Regions from separate parts of the Mus musculus genome. Here region 1 is linked to region 2. Evidence: chromatin loops called from intact Hi-C (ENCODE). Cell type or tissue: heart. All regions are shown on one strand. Each heading gives the region's core, and the rest is flanking DNA. Links, peaks and the distances in the headings are about the cores only.

The links. Hi-C counts contacts between places; a loop is a spot of excess contacts. Peaks named below come from ENCODE experiments on the same cell type or tissue, not always from the same donor. Only the 100,000 strongest peaks of a DNase experiment are listed, where the experiment ranks them.
Region 1: a loop joins it to region 2, with 2.2 times the contacts of the local background. A loop is called at or near these places in 4 of 42 quality-filtered maps.

What each region holds. Positions count from the first base shown.
Region 1 is chr8:61,753,347-61,761,681 of GRCm38, forward strand. All of the region lies in intron 2 of Palld (palladin, cytoskeletal associated protein), which reads right to left. Among named protein-coding and RNA genes, the nearest start is that of Gm51576, 72 kb to the left of the region's middle. In heart, for the core only: CTCF peaks have their summits at 4,404 (motif pointing left) and 6,713; no DNase peak of the experiment used is centred there; H3K4me3 peaks cover 2,776 bases; H3K27ac peaks cover 2,406 bases.
Region 2 is chr8:61,535,703-61,544,037 of GRCm38, forward strand. Palld (palladin, cytoskeletal associated protein) reads right to left here. Exons shown (of 22, transcript NM_001293772.2): 12 at 2,986-3,121; 13 at 1-82. Among named protein-coding and RNA genes, the nearest start is that of Cbr4, 52 kb to the left of the region's middle. In heart, for the core only: no CTCF peak of the experiment used is centred there; DNase peaks (open chromatin) are centred at 1,959 and 4,309.

The DNA of each region.
Region 1 (8,335 bases), core at 149-8,148, 220 kb after region 2:
GACCTCTTTAGTCCTTCCTCTATGTGCGAATATAATGAGAAACACCACATTATGAGCAGACCATTCATTCACTCACCATCAGGTCTTCCTGAATCTTTGTCATGGAGTTCCCATCTCAGCTGTGAATGATAAATTTCTGTTGCCATCCAGTCTGGGATATTTTGCTATAACAACCTAACCAGACTAAGACTGACTGAGATGAAGCTTTAGTTAAAGGACTGCAAAGATGTTAAGGAAAACAGATCTTAGTTAAAGGACAAAGCAGACCCTAGGTTATAGTCTAGACTCAAAATAGATGAGATCACTCCAGGGACTGTCACTTGTAACCAAGAGTGTCAGGGGCACTGTTCATGTAGGGAAAGATATTCACTTCTTCATAGTCCTAAAGGTTTGAAAGCACTGAACATTGAAGCTAGATAGTTGTTTTCTGTTTAGGTTGGGAATGGAATTGAGACAAAACAGGAAGAGATTATAAATGACTTTATAGCTTTAAGAAATGGCCTGAACCTGGACTCTTCCTAATGATGCAAACTAATTTTTATGTAGCCCATTGACCGTTATTCCAGGACTAATTTCTAAGGAATATCAAACATTAATGTGGGCATAGTTAGCCCATTTCATAGGTGAGTGGGTGAGGCTTAGAGTACATAGTGCTTACCTAAGCCAATCAGAGAGTTGTAATAGTGACTTACATCTGTCTGCAAAGTCACTGTCCTGCTTATAACATCAATTTCTTGGAAATGGAACAGGAAGGTCATGGACAAATGATTAATGTTTTGAAGATTATAGCTAAGATTGATGAGCAAGATATGATTAAGTCTGGTTGCTGGTCATTTTCTAACATGGTGGGTGGACTCTAACTGGTGGTTCTGGCTACTGAGAGCCATGCTGGGACACAAGGAAGACATTTTAAGGTGCTCAGAGGCAGCGTATTAAAGTGAAGTCCCTTCTCATTCTCTCTGCACCACATCCATCAGTACAAACCAACCAAGAACAAGTGGAGCATAGTGTCCTGCTTGCCCCTCCCATCAGATAAAGAGGGCTCTATCTCTTTGAACAGAAATGTTCCCATTCCTTTTTCAATCACCATATCCTCCAGGAGCCGTTAGTAATTCTAAAGCTCCTAATTCTCCCTGTCTTGTAATTCTTTCCTACCCATAAGGTGTGTTAGTGATTCTTTTACTTTAGATCTTGACAAAGTGTTAGTTATTATTATCATTATTATTAAGATGGGGTCTTATATAGCCAAGACTTGCCTTGAATTCTTTATATAACCAAGGATGCCCTTGAATTTCTGATCTTTCTTCCTCCACTTCCTAAGTGCTAAGATTATAGGTATATACACCATGCCTGGTTTATGCAGAGCCAGCTATTGAATCCAGGGCTTTGAGAACGTTCGGGAAGCACTCTACCAACTTGTAGAGAGAATATCTTATGCCTGTATGCATGTGGCACCGTCAACAGTAAAGCTGCATGCCTATGGCGTAGGCAGGAAATAGGAGGTGGAACACCTGAGAGGCAGAAAGGGTTCTGGGATAGTGCCAAGTGTGTCAGATTCACCCAGGAAGATGCGACAGAGTTCAGACACATGGTGCTTGAGCACAGGTAACCCGCTATGTGGCAGAATGTAGATTAGAATAAATGGGTTATTTTAAATCATGACCTAGTCAGAGAAGAGCCTAGCTGTATGGCCAAGATATTTGTAAATATATTTTAAGTCAGAGTCTTATTTCTGGGAGCATGGGGCTGGGAGGAAGACCCACCTAACTTTTATTACAACAGAGCCGCACCCTTAGCCCCTCAATGCTCACCTCTACTAAGGCAAGACCCAAACTTCAGAGAGTTCAGAGTTCCCACTGAGCACTGGCATGTCACTTTTTCTCATTCCTCACTGTGTTCTGTGTTTAGACACTCTCCTGGGCCAGGCTTCTTTCTGCACTTGGTTGTAAGAAAAAGGGCTTTATTTTCCTTTCAAAATAGTCGACAGAGGCCTGCTGGAAGTGAGGAATATGACTAAGTGATTTCTTAAAGTCCTTTCCAGCCAGTGATTCATCAGACACAGAATTTTAACTTGGACTGGTCTACTGGTATTCTGAGCCAAATGTCTCATTTCTGCAAATGAGGAGAGTGAGGTCTGTAGAGGTCAAGAGTTGTGGGGGGCTGCCTGCTACAGTGGAAAGAATATGGGACTTGACGTTTACAGAGGTCTGAGTTTGAGACCAAATACCAACAGTGACTTGCTGTGTGACCTTGAAAACATCAATAACCCCCGTACCTTACTCCAGTTTCCACAACTGTACAGTAGAGATAACGCCACCTTCTCTGTTTGCTGTCTAGTGTCAGCCTAAGGACACTACATCTAAGAACAGGATAAAACATAGTTCAAACCTGCCCCCTATGTTAAAATTTTAATGTAATCTGTCCAAGGTTACTTGGTGGCAAACAGAATCAGCATCTTCAGTTCCAGTGTCACTTAATTCTCATCATCCAGTATGTCTCCTCAATGTTTTTCCCATAAGCCATCATGCTAATCCGATCTCCATGTGCTTTCTTTTAAGCTGCTTACTGCACATAGGCCCCAACTGTAGGACTCCAGATTGGCTTAGCCAGACTGCAGAGCACCAAGTTGTTAGAGACATCTCAAGCAGCCTTCCATTATCTTGTAGTGATGGCTCTCAGATGCCAAGCTCATGATGGCCAGCCGATGGGTTGAGTTCCCAAGTGAGCTTTCTAGGTAGCTTAGCTTCTTCAACCAGATTCATAACATCAAGCCGGAACATGAGCGCTGTCTTCTGATTAGCACTGAGTGGACTACCAGGTTCGAGCACATACTTTGGATTAAAACAGAATGGATGTAACCAGCAGAATGAAGTAATACCAGGCATTCATACTGGAGAGAGATTTGGGAACTTGCTCGGTGGTGATAGCTGGTTGACAGCACCAATCTGCGATAGCTTGCTTAGAAGGGGGTGGTAGATTGATCTCACAAATGAAACATGGGTCCAAGGTTATGTGTTTCCAAGGACCACTAATGAGAAGAGGTCACTGGTCTCTGAGCTCATTCACCATTATTTGTGAATTAGGAAAGATTACATGTTTCGTTTGGCTCCACTATTAATCACAGGGTATACTGAATCCTCAGGAGGCTGACCCAAATCATTTCTTCCACTTATCAAGTAACATGTACCTCCACAAAGACATTCTGTGACCTTCTGTTCAACCTGCCTTTGCTTCTTGTGTAACTGATTCTCCTCCAGACTTAGTATTGGAGATCCTTCTTCCATATATTGGGAAGAGTGGGACTGCTTCTTTAACAATGAGCCAACGAGTGCAGCCAGCAGATTCACGTTCCCCTGTCCTTTTGAGCATGAAAAAGTTTAACAATTTCCAGAAATAAGGGGAAGGTCAAGCTTACAATCAATAGGGAATATTGCCTTTTGCCATGAGCCAGAAAAAAAGAAAAAAAGAAAAAAAAAACCTGAGGTGGGGGAGGGGCCACCTTGAGCCAGTTCAGGCAACAATTTCTATGTTAAAAAAGAAGTTGAAGTTGGAGCCATGTGGTCTCCAAAGTAGTAAAATATATTTTCTTACCCTACACTTCATGTGCCCATAACCTTCCTTTTAAATCATCTCTAACCAGCCTCAAATCACTCTGACCGCAAATCATTTGGTGGCTTTGGTCTCCAGGCAATGGAATGTGCTGGAGCAGACAGGGAGTCGGGGAGTAGCTACCAAGTGCGCTCTGAGGGAGCTCCCACCCCCACCCACCCTAGCCCCTACCCCCCAGGCGTATGGACCTCAGCAAGAGCCTTAAACGTTCTACACTGAGATAGCACATGACATCATAGCGCAATCATTCCAGAAACACACACACACACACACACACACACACACACACACACTCACACAAAACTGCAAGGGTTGCAGAACAGCAAACGCAATATGACACAAACCACAGAGGGCAGATGGAGCCCAAGAACAGTTTTCCTTATGAAAACATTCACAAATACCACAGGCAGACTGGCAGAGGCAGGTTTAATTACATTCACAGAAACTCATTGTGTCCATCAGCACCGCCAACTTCAGGGCTGACCAACGAATGGGAGGTCACTCACTGAGGCTGTCCTGGAAATGGGACAGCCAGGAGAGCCTGAAGTTCTATGTCCAGGTGTCTTAATGAGCACGTGAGGAGTAGAGTGGACCCAACTGTAGCAAATGCTCAATAGCCCTTGACGAGAATTCTAAGGGACCCAGAGCTTTGTAGTAACCTGTCTTTAAATGTATAACTGAGGAGTTAAGAACAGCCCAAGGTGTGAGAAATCAATTATTCAATTCATGATTAATTTACGAGACACTTAGCTAAGCTGTCCCAGGCACAAATAAAGCTCTTGCGACTGCCATCTGCTGTCACATCAGAAGAGCCGGCCGTGTGTGCTGCAAGTGCAACTGGATCTTTGCTTATTTTTATTTATTTATTTAAAGGAGCTTTCAAAGCGTTAAGTATACAGTCTTTGGAGGGATGGTGAATGCATGAGCGAGCGAGCCTGTAGGCACCTCTGGGAAACAAAGTTTAACATACACTGGCTAAGTATGATTAAGGCTTGAGAGGGAAACATGTTCCAAATAAAAGTGCTATTTTAGTGTACCTAGCTATCGTTTTACTGTTTTACAGCTGTTGCTAAAGTGAGCATTTTCAAGGAGGCTCTGCAGAACTTCTAGGAGACAAGAAGGATATGTTTAAATGGCCCCCCGAGAACTTTCTAATTTTAGCCCTACAGAATCATCACTGCCAACTCTAGTCAAGGTAGATTTGTAGTGGGAGGGGCAAAGGACCCAGAAAAATCAAGAAACAAACAGACAAACTGCAAACAAACACTGTCATGTTGAAGGTAGGTCTTGTTCCTTAAGGGACCAGGACAAAGAAGCATAGCAACTATAGACGTGTGTGTCTACCAGCTATAATCTTCTCTGAGACATAGTATTTTACATCCTGGTAGTGCGTGCAGCAGCAATCTTTTCATCAGATAACCTAAGGATAACTGCTCATTTCAGCTGGTTGGGGGGTGGGGGCAGCCCAAATGCATGCTGGTCATATCTTTCTGTAATTTCTAAAACAATGGCAGGGAGAAAGGCAAGATTCTGGGTTACTGAAAATAATCTTTCAGCCATTATTCCAGCAGTTATAAACTAGGACTTTTAAAATTTATTTATTTAATTGCTGGGGTCAGAAGAGATTTCCCATGGATTTATCAGCAACAGAAATAAACACGCATTTTGCTGAGTCTACTTAGAAGTGTTAAAAAGGGTTACTGAAAGTCTGTTTTCATCCTGTGGTTAGGAATTCAATGTGCCTTGCTAGGATGGCAAGCTACATTCCAGTATCCCGATGATTCTGTCAATGATAATGATATCATCAGAATATTAAAAAAAAAAAAAAAAAAAGCTATCTTTGGAGAACTGTCCCTTTCTCACATGGTCCTCTGTCAGGCCTTTTGGGCACCACACTCCACTCTTGCCCTTTATCAGTAGCCTACCACTAGCAGAGGTGACCTCAGAATCCCATCTGGCTTGTCAGGTGCCAGGCTCTGTATCTGGGCTTTTGATAGAAGTAGATTGTAGGAATCTGCATTTCGCTAAAAGAAATGCTGGTTGCTTCTAGAAGCGATCTTTTCCAGAATCCCCCCCCCCGCCCCCCAATACTTGTAAAAGCATAACGAGTAGTAGGAATGGGGGAAGGCCAGCTTTTCTGTTCTCAGTCTTTCCATGGTAGAGGAGTCATCAGGAATGTATTCCTCCCTATTGTATTCTGCCGGCCACTTGTTCCCTAGAACCACAGCCAACTGCATGCTAACTAATGAGAGAGGGACTCCGTCCAAAGGGCTTCCAAGAGAGAAAGGGAGCTGAGAAAGTAGCTTTAGATTCTGCTAGACAAAGGACTGCAATCGAGTGAGATCCAAGAAAACAAACAACTTTTAGGAGATTGAAGGAGAGCGGTGGGGGTTGGGGGTGGGTGGGTGGGGGGAGTAAAAACCACCCAGATTTTTCAAGAGGAAAAAAAAAAAAGGCAATCTCAAACTTTCCCTGAGATAAAGTGTTTCCAGCTAGAACTCATTCAGCTCGCTGAGTAGCTCAGCCTGTCAGAAGGGGCTTTCGTTGTCAAAGTTTCCTTCCAATTCAGCCAGGGATGGAGCGGATGACAAACTAGACGAAAATCCAACCCAAAGTGCTCCAGGGGTGTGCAGAGTAAGAAAGTAGCGTTTTTAAAAATGGGGATGGGGTGGACAAAGAGGGCAGAGATGTAACCTCACGCCCTTCTCCCCTCCCCCACCCAACCCTAACAACGGAGAAGTCTGGCGAATAGGACCCTCTGCCCGAGCCCCTTAAGGGGTTTGGAGGGATCCGGAGGGCCATGCGTAGCACCACGGGCTCTGCATCTGTAGAACGCGGCCACTTACACCACTTACCAACTGGGCACCAAATACGCTCTGTACACCCCGCCGAAGAAGCTCTTCTGGGCTCTTTCGGATCCCGCCAGCTGTCCGAGTGCAACTTTTTAGGCTCGAGATTGCGGGTGCGGGAAAATGCACAGGCAGCAGAGCCGCCTTGCGCAGGGCTCCCGGCAGCCTACGGTGGAGAGGAGGACGTGGGTCCCGGTCCCGTCACCGGAGCCAGGCAGCTGGACTGCAGCCGCGCGAGTGCACCGCGTCTGCAGAGGGGCGCGTGTGCGCCGAGTGTGTGCGAGTGAGCGAGAGGAAGAGAGAGAGAGGTAGAAAAGGATCTGGGGCTGCTGGGGAGGGGGAGAGGGCGAGGGTGTGTCCTGGGCAGGAATGTTGCTAATGTCCAGAAATAACGCCCCTCTCTACTGTCCTGCTTACACGTCCGAAGGCTTTTGTTTGGACCGGGGTGGGCAAATCACAATTACACACCACTGAAGTGACAAGGTAGTCCCAGCCACAAGCAAGTTCCAAAGCAAGCCACCAGGCCAGCTTCAGCTTAAAGCCTTTCCTAGACACCTCTCTACTCATTTCACAAAGACAGCCTCTCTGCACACCTGGGGCCTTGGTAACTAGGCGACAGGGACTCCCATCTTCACCTGCCTTATATCCACTTCCATGAGAGGGTGTCTTTCCACGATCCCGTGTGTGTCCCTCTGTCTAAATGAAATCTCTCTCGCAAGTCTATACATTAACCCCATGTCACACAGGGAACCCTTAGGAAAGAGAATGTGGAGAATAAATCTGGTTTTTGTTCCTTTTTTTTTTTTTTTTTTTTTTTTTTTTTTTTTTTGATGTTGAACAAGTCTGCCATTAATCAAGGCTGTCCCTCAGCATCCAAGCTGCGATTCACTGAGAGTGAGCATGTTCCCTGGCTGGCTTCTCCTGCAGTTCTTCCTCATTGCATCAGGTCACAGCAACTCAGGCACTACAAGGATGGATATAACTGAGAAACAATAGGAAAATCCACACCAACCACTTAAGAAAACCCCACTACTTGCCAGCCAGCATCTCCCTGGCAGACTAGATTTAACACACGGGAGGAGCTGACCTCACCACATACTGTGTTCCCAATCTTCCCATCCCAGAATCAGCCTGCCCAAGACACAGCCATCCAGGTTTGGATTTAGAAATTTGAAGAAGAAACTCATGAGGGACTAATAAAGTTATTAATTCAACTAGAGTCCATAAAATATCAAAGGCATGACAGATTCTTGAAGTCAATTAGAAGACTTATCAGAACATGTGCTCCAAAAATAGTCATCCTGAGAGGTCCAACCAGAGACAGCAAGAGACATGTTTGGAAGTAAACATGTGGAAAGAGTGCGGTCCATCTCTAGTTCACATTTATTATCCTAAGGAAGTGATGGCTCATGAAATACTGTTTTTTTCCCCTTCCTTATTAAAATTTCCCCTTCCTTTGGGAATCATTGTCAAGTTAATAAGGCTGAGGTTGCTTTTCAATGGGAAGATATTCTGGGTTTGGCAAGTTCAGTCTCTTCTTGTGGTCTTTCTATTTTTTTGTCTCTAGGCTCGAACTAGAGACTTTTCCTGGGATCGCTGAGTAAGAGACAAACGTTGCTTCTCCAAAATGTAGCAAGGGGATCAGCGAACTCTGGAGTTTCACTGGCTTCTTCCTCCTCTCCAGAAGGGGTGGTTAGAAGCCCCTTTCCTCTGCTAATCAGAAAGGCACTGTGTTAATTAAAGGCACAGGCTAAAACAAAAGGTTCTTGGCATGTGGTCACCCTAAGAAGAATAATAAATATGGCCCAGGGGTCCATACGTGTTGAAAAGGTTAACAGTTTAGACTTTGGAAATGCAGCCCCAGTCAAAGATGGCGA
Region 2 (8,335 bases), core at 84-8,083:
CCTCTGGCTCCTGGATGTTGAAGACGTTTGCGCTGTCGGCTCCAAGCAGGCGGCGAGCCATTCTTTCCTCATAGGTTAGCCTCTGCACAGAGTAAGTCACAGAAATACACACTTAGGGGGAATCACAATCACACATTGCTTATGGAAAGGGAATAAAAATATAAAATAGGGTTGGACATTTTTCTGTGACTAGTCTCCTTTCAGCTTCATAGCTGCATCCGAAAGAGTCTGTTGCTTTCCCTGGCTTTGTTTTCTCCTCTGCTTCTGCTCCGTGTAATCTAAATCCAATATTGGGAGATGAGATAACTGATCCTGGCAGCTACCACCCAATATGGCACAGATCCATATGAATGATCAGTGACAAGGCTAAGGCCACATAGGATAGCTGTGTCCTCCTTATCTTTAGAAAAAAACCCCAAAACATCGAAACCAAAACAAAACAGAAGAAAAAGATGATCTCAAGACAGCAGAAGAAGGCTTAAAGGAGATGTTCTTTCATGGGCTGTCACAGGCTTCCGACCATCCATGCCGGCCCCAGCCAGTGACAGAAAGAAAGCTACTTAAAAGGGCAGCAAAAGGAGCCCTGAGAGGAAAAGCAGGTGCTGTGGGCAGAAACAATCCTGCCAGTCAGTTACCACCACACATGACACACAGGATATGCTCCATCAACGTGAGCGCACTGCCTCGGTTGCAGTGTAAGCAACGTGAAGCAAACACAATCCACACAGAATGACTACACACGGCTGAGGTAAGGAAGGACAAGTCTGTGCCAAGCCAGCATCCGGCATCCTCAGTTAGGATGTGCACAGCTTGCCCACTGGAAGGAAGAGCACACAGTTGCTGCCTCTAGCAGTTGGCCGGTGATTCTGCCAGACCAGTCCTATGTGGAACATGGCAGCAGCTTTGTTGTCTGCTAATATAATTCTTGCACTCGACTGTTGGTCCTATGTGCCCTAGAATTATGGATCTGGAGGAACTTTGAGAGTTCACAAATCTCTTTAGGGGCCTTTTCCAACAAGGGATCAGTTAGAAATAAGGAATAATTAGGAGGGTAGAATCCGTAAAATATAAAAGTACAAGCATTATTTCATATGACCCTTCAAAACTTCTGAATGTCAACACAAACACTGTTCAACATTCCCTAATCAGAAAAATATGTTGGATGAACTTACAGTTTCCAGTAATTGCTGGTTCTCGTCCCAGCCGAAACTGGGAAGTGAAACAGATCAAATGCCAAATAGCCCTAAGGTTGAAATTATTTCATTTGCTAAAGGAATGGCAGGGGACAAGAAGAGGGTGTCCCAATGCTTCAGGGAGTGATTTGGTCCAGTACAACTATGCAAAGTGATTTTATCAAGTCTATTAAGATGAGGGAGTTCAGTTTTCAAATGGGCTCTTATTGCTTTTATCATTGTTCTCTGACAAAGTCTTCCTTACGTTCTGGTGGAGAATTTTATCACCATCAGTGGAAGACCGGTTCTGCATAGGCAGAAATAGCGACTGCATACCTATTCCTTCACCAAGATGCCCTAGCTTCCCCCAGAAGCCAATCTCACTTCCCAGTTTGGATTTGATGTCATTGTGATATATGGAAATACAAGCTCTTGTCTACAGAAGCCAAAATAAGTAACAGAATATTATGGGATGGTATGAACAACTCATTCGAGATTCCCTTTTTAAAAAAAAAAAGGAAATTCAGTTTTCTTGATCTAAACTATCAAATGAAGTTACTATGAATGTTTACGTATTGCTAAACAGATAGATAATATATACATATATGAGTTGTACCTTATACAGGTTTTACTTTTAATCCAAGAGAGTCCTCATCCATAAGGAATACTTAAATAAAAAAATGGTTTGTGTTGGGGAGGAGTTGGAGAGATGCCCTCACCTGGCTAAAAACAGTCCCCCTAAGCATCTGTTTTAATCTTCCAACAGCTTTTGTTGACAGAACCAGGGAACGCTTCCAGCGTGCGTGCAATCACTGGTTAGAGGTGGAGGTCACATACTTCCCTCTTTTGCAGAGCCCCAGGACCCAGTGAAACAAGCACCACAAAGCTTGCTAGAAGCTTCATCCGCCTTAAGATTAAGGGCCCTTAATCACTAGTATCACCATGAAAAAAATCCCACAAACCTAGAGCAATTTCTGTTCTGAAACGGCATCTGAGATGATTTTAAGCAAGCTTATTTTTCTGGTATTTCATGATACAGCCAGAAAAGACTCATCTCCTATGTTTAGGATACCTAATTTGCTGGCCTTTCCCAGCCCTTTAAAACCTCTGAGATGATACAAAAAGATTAAGCAAGCAAACAAACTCAGCTATGGAAAATTTAAGTAGGGATGAACCATCTGTTTCCCATCAGATCGATGGTCACAGTCAAAGCCTACGGCCTTAAGGCAGAAGTAGTTTCTGTTGTCAAGTGTGGTAGTATTGCTGTAAAACTTGGAGCAAGACAGTGGGACAGACATTACTGCAAGGTGTGGGAGCAGCGTCTACTCAGTCAAGGAGAACAGGACTCAGCCGTAGCAGTGGGTTTTCTAGCCCAGGTTATCCTGGGTGGAAGCCTTTCATTCCATTTCACTGCTTCTGGGTACCAGCTATCCCAGAGTACCTTCCTATTTCCTCCCAGGGAGCCACCTAGCTAAGATGGACTCTCTGTGGGTCCTTTATAGCACTGTATATCATGTTGTGGTGTCAGCCCTAGTTGCTGCCATCAGTACTTCCGTGTCTCTCCTACTCACTAAGAGGGATACTGGAATTCAGAGATAATGACAGAGCCTCATGGACAAGTCTTATGAACGTGAGCCTGAGTGAACCAGAGGAGATCTGGCTGGCGGGGCTGGGGTTCCAAGTCTAAGGCCCTGTTCTATTAGTACTGGTTAAGCCCCTATTCCATCAGTACTGGTTAAACTCCTGTTCCATTAGTACCGTTTGGCTAGCCCCTGTTCCATCAGTACCAGTTAAGCCCCTGATCCATCAGTACCGGTTGGCCATTGTTCAGAAGGTCCTCCTTGAAGCGAAGCTTCCGTTCCAGGTCTTGGATGACAGCATCCTTTGTGCCTTGAATCTCCTCATCAGAGGCAATTCTAGCAGTTCTACTGGACTTCTTTGGGAACCCCCTGCACAACAAAGGCATAAGTATAGTTAACTGCTGGGCATACACACAAGTCCAAGTCAGCCTTCAAGTTCAACGAAGCATAGATAGATGGCCTTCATAGTGTATCCTTTTAAAGCATCTACAACTACTCATATGAAGAGAAGGTGCTTTCAGGAGTTCAGGAAACACTAACTGGAACCTGGTCTTGAGGAAGGTTCGGACACCCATAGGGGAGCATATTCAGTGGCTAGGTAAATGCCACAGACAGAAACTACCTGTGTTTCAATCCTAGGGAGTAGCAACATGAAATGAAAATCTGATGTGTCTTCCTATGAGGCTTAAACAGACTCAGCCTTGATCTTGGGCAAGCTTCTTAAAGTTGCTTAAAAATACACATAAAAATATATAAAGATGAATGCAACGTGTGAATGTTGAGAGGACTTAAAAAGGACAAATTTCTCTTATGATTTTAAAAATTTTCTGGTCCTTCATAATTCAATGTATCCAATGACAAGGCTATAAGCCTCATTATAAGCAATACAGGAGTAGCATCATTTGCCAGGTATATCTGGGGGTCAGAATCTAGGGATGTAGCCTAGTCGGTAGAGTGCTTGCCTAGCATGCATAAAAACCTGAGTTCTATACTCAGCAGAGGGAAAAGACTGGGTGTTCTGTAATTGCCGCTATCCCAGCACTAGGAGGTTGGAGGTCAGGAAGGTAGGAGTTCAAAGTCATTGTTGGCTACATAGCAAGTTCAAAGCCAGCTCGGGCCATGCAATACTTTGTCTAAAAATGGTGAAAATCCTTCATTGTGTCTTATATATTTTATATGTCTATAAGGGGCATTCTACATAGAATTCTTAGTGTGCCTGCCTTTTGACCATGACCCATCACAGGAGATTTCTCCCTTCCAGTATCATGTGAATGCTCAAAACAGTGTGCATTTGAAAAGGGTTTCAGAAATTGGATTTTCACATTAGGGATATTCAACTCGAGTCACATTTGTTACATCCCCTTCTGTCTCCACGAGTCCTATTTGACTAGTGCAAGTCTGTGTTATAAGACCTTTGGAGTGATTTTACACAAGAGGGCTATGACAGGCATTACAATGGATGGTAAGCCTTAAATCTGGACTTCTGCAGTAGGTCACACTGTAAGTATCAGCAGCAAGACTTTTCTTTCCAAGGGCTACAGCAATTCCCCCACTGTGCACCAGGGGGCACCAATGCTGCGTGTTGGATAGGTGTGGACCCCTGCTGGTGTCTTAAGTAAACTGCTTCCTATTTCTCTGCCTCTTCCCTGATTACCTCAGTGGGTGGAAATCAATGAAAGAGGAAAAACTATGTAAATGGAAAATGAATAGCCCATCACTACCCTATTCAACAGAGTTGAATTTTGGCGTTCACAAAAAAAAAAAAAAAAAAAAAAAAGCAAGAAAGCAAGTCACAGAAGGATGCATATAGTACTACTACGTATAAAGTATAAAGAGGCAAAAGCTAAAATCTGGTGCACTCTGAGTGAACAGACCAAGGGGTCACCATGACCCAGAGGAGCTATTAGTGACAGATCGGCAACATCATTCCAAACCCGATTCAGAAGAAGCAGAAACTGGGCTGGAGCCCAGCAGTCTGTATTTAATAACTTCTCTGGGTGATTCTGAGACATGTGAAGGTTGGATAAACAGACTCGGGGAAACATAGACATGGGGAAAGCCATAAAAGAAGAGAACTCTCAACTCAGATGCTCAGGGTAGTGGTTAGCTTCGGGGAGTGTTAGTGTTCGCAGCTGCTGAAGGATTTCAGAGGTACAAGAAATGGGTGTTTGCTATTGCATATGCCAGAAAGGTTTTGCTGAAGGGACCCTGTTATAGCTGTCTCGTATGAGGCTATGCCAGTGCCTGACAAATATAGAAGTGGATGCTCACAGTCATCTATAAGATGGAACACAGAGCCCCCAATGGAGAGGCTAGAGAAAGCACCCAAGGAGCTGAAGGGATCTGCAACCCTATAGTTGGAACAACAATATGAACTAACCCCAGAGCTCATGTCTCTAGCTGCATATGTAGCAGAAGATGGCCTAGTCAGCCATCACTGGGAAGAGAGGCCCCTTGGTATTGCAAACTTTATATGCCCAGTACAGGGGAATTCCAGGGCCAAGAAGCGGGAGTGGGTGGGTAGGGGAGCAGGGCGGAGGGAGGGTATAGGGAACTTTTGGGATAGCATTTAAAATGTATATAAAGAAAATATCTAATAAGTAAATAAATAAATAAAAAGGAAAAAGAAATGGTTGTTTGGATATATCTCGTTAGGCAGGATATTTCTAAATAATAATAGAAAGCTTACTGTAAAGGTATCAAAGCATCATCCACCGACACCATTATTGACCATGTAAAGAAGTAACGGGCTTACCAACTTTTGATTTCTTATTGATCTGTTTAACCCTGCTGGGAAGCACGTAAGCAGAAACTGCAAGGACCTTGTAACTGCTCCACTGCCTACACCGGTCGTCAGTGATGCCACCTATCCTGGGGACTGTGCACCTAGTCTTCCCAGCAGTCTTTCTTCCCTATGGTCCACACTTCTCTGAATCCTTCTTGAACGTTCCTGATTCTGGTAGGTGTTTTTCCTGAATGCTTAGGGAGTCACTCTCTGTCATGGTTTGTATATGCTTGGCCCAGGGAGTGGCACTATTAGGAGGTGTAGTCACTGTGGGCATGGGCTTTAAGACCCTCATCCTAGCTTCCCAGAAGCCAGTATTCTGCTAGCAGCCTTCAGATGACGATGTAGAACTCTTAGCCCCTCCTGTACCATGCCTGCCTGGATGCGGCCATGCTCCCACTTTGAGGATAACAGATTCAACCTCTGGGTGAGTCAGACCCAATTAAATGTTGTCCTTTGTAAGACTGGCCTTGGTCATGGTGTCTGTTCACAGCAGTAAAACCCTAACTGAGACAACATCCTACCCCAATGCAAAGGCTTAGAGAGGCGATCTCCTGCCCTGATGCTAGTTCTAAGACAACTGGAGTTTTTTAATGTAGGCAACAGCCCCGGGCCACTGAAAGGTGTGGACTGGAAGTGGGAGGAGACACTCCTGTACTCATATCTCTAAAAGGAGACATAAAGGGAGAAACATCTCTCTTTTTTCTCTGGTAGAAACATACCGTCTCATTCCAGCCTTGTTCTGCAGCTCAGCAAACCCCGCACATTTCATCTGCTTGTGACTGAGTCTCCTGATATTTATAGAGGGAAATAGCCTAGTTTCCAGGTCCATCTAGTCCAGTCAAATTTGCCCCTGCACACCAGAGTTAACGTTTAGGGAAACACAAAAGCCGTGACTTCTTTAACTTTTGTTCTCCTCACTGGGAAGAGACCTTGAGATTTAAGGATAGGGGACAAAGCTGAAACAGGAAGCAAACTTGCCTATGGTACCAATAGAGGCCCATGAATTATGATTTAGAATTCAGTTTTCAGTCTCACGCAGTCATTTAACAGACATACTCATAGTCTTCTGGGTCCTTACACAGGCTTTTTTCCAGTTATGTCATCAGCCTTCACCTTAATGTCCGCTTAGGAAAATCGGACCTAAAACTCTCCCATTGGTAGTGCGCCTTGCTTGTGTCCCTCATGCGTCTATCATGCTGCTGACCTGGATTCTTAAATGGTTTTTTCCCCACCGTGGCTGCTTTTGCTCACCACAGCACACACCTAGATGTTTCTGTAATGAGTGACTCCATGTGTTACCTAGCTTCACTTCCACCTTTGTCTCCTTTCCCACCTCTGTCAAGAACACACGAGCCACACCATCTGAAATCAGGTGACGTGTAAAAAGCCAAGCCCGGGACTAAGTAACTATCACACAGTTTTGGAAGAAAGCTTTGTGCTGACTTTGCCACAGCCTGGGAAACAGAAGAGCCAGCTTTGGAAGACAAGACTGAGGGCAGTCAAACGCGTGTACGTGGACTGTGCGTGCAGTGTGGTTTCCTGCTGTTACACAGCCGAGCAGCAGGGCCTAGACGTACTACCCTGGATGAGCAGTCTCTGCTGACAGAAGGAGCCTGTGTGGTGCGGGCCTACTACGCTATGAGCTGTGCTCTCAGCACAAATAAGAACCAAAGGGGTAGGAAGGCAAATGTCAAGAACAGAAGAGACCATCTAAATGACAGCAACGGAGAGCTGGTGTTTAGAGACTGTTGCAATTGTCTGGGACAGGTAACACCTGTCTTTACTAGAGAGCAGGTCCTGGAACTTGGCAAACAAGTGTGCTTGACTTAGGATAACTGCTCTGGAATATTTCACAGAGAGGTCATTTATCTTTGTGTGGTCTCTGTCTTTCAAGTATTTATCATTTCAATAGTATAAGATAAGACATCCCCCCCCCAAAAAAAAAACCCTTTCCAATTCTCCATTATTTTTAACAACTCAATTCCATAATGACAACAATTTATCAGTAGTATGTAGTGGGCATCTTATGCCTGAAGTTCAAGCACTTAGGAGGCAGGGGCAGGAGGCTCACCAATTCCACAGCAGTCTAGGCTATATATCCAGACCCTGTCTCAAAAAACCCCAATGAACCAAGCAAGACAAACAGCAGTGGAAGGAAATGGACATAATTTCTTGTTTCCTCCTAGTCTCAAGACATTTTTCTTTGCTTACAGAATTGAAGGAACTCACATGGTCTCAGTTTTGAACACTCTCACTCTAATAAGAGTCCACAGTCAAAAGATCAGCGTAGCCAATTCTACAAACATTTACAGAGCGTTGGCCACGCATCATGATAGTTTAATCCACCAGTGCAAATTCTTTTAATTCTAGGGGGAAAAAAAAACCCAAAATAAAACATTTGCTTTGTAAGGTAAACAATTGCATTCCTTGGTGACATCATGAAGTCCTACACATTAGACATTTCATGTATAAAGATGAAGAAAAGCAGCTTTGTCTTTCATAGCCTTGCCTCTGCCTTACACAAGACTGCAAAGACAACTGAGTCCCACACAGGCCTAGCCTTCATCACAAACACCGACTGATGATCAAGTTGGGGGAATTGATTACGGAGCAAACCGTATGATGTTCTGTGAGCCATTCAAACAGAAGGGAACCAGGAAAGGACAGTGGCTGAATGACCTCAGAGGACCCTGCAAGAGTTACCTAACACAGGCACAGGAAGAAGGGACACGGACAAGTGCCAGTCATTAAAGATGTTAAGAAACTCTGCCTGAGTAATGGTTTAAGAGCAAGAA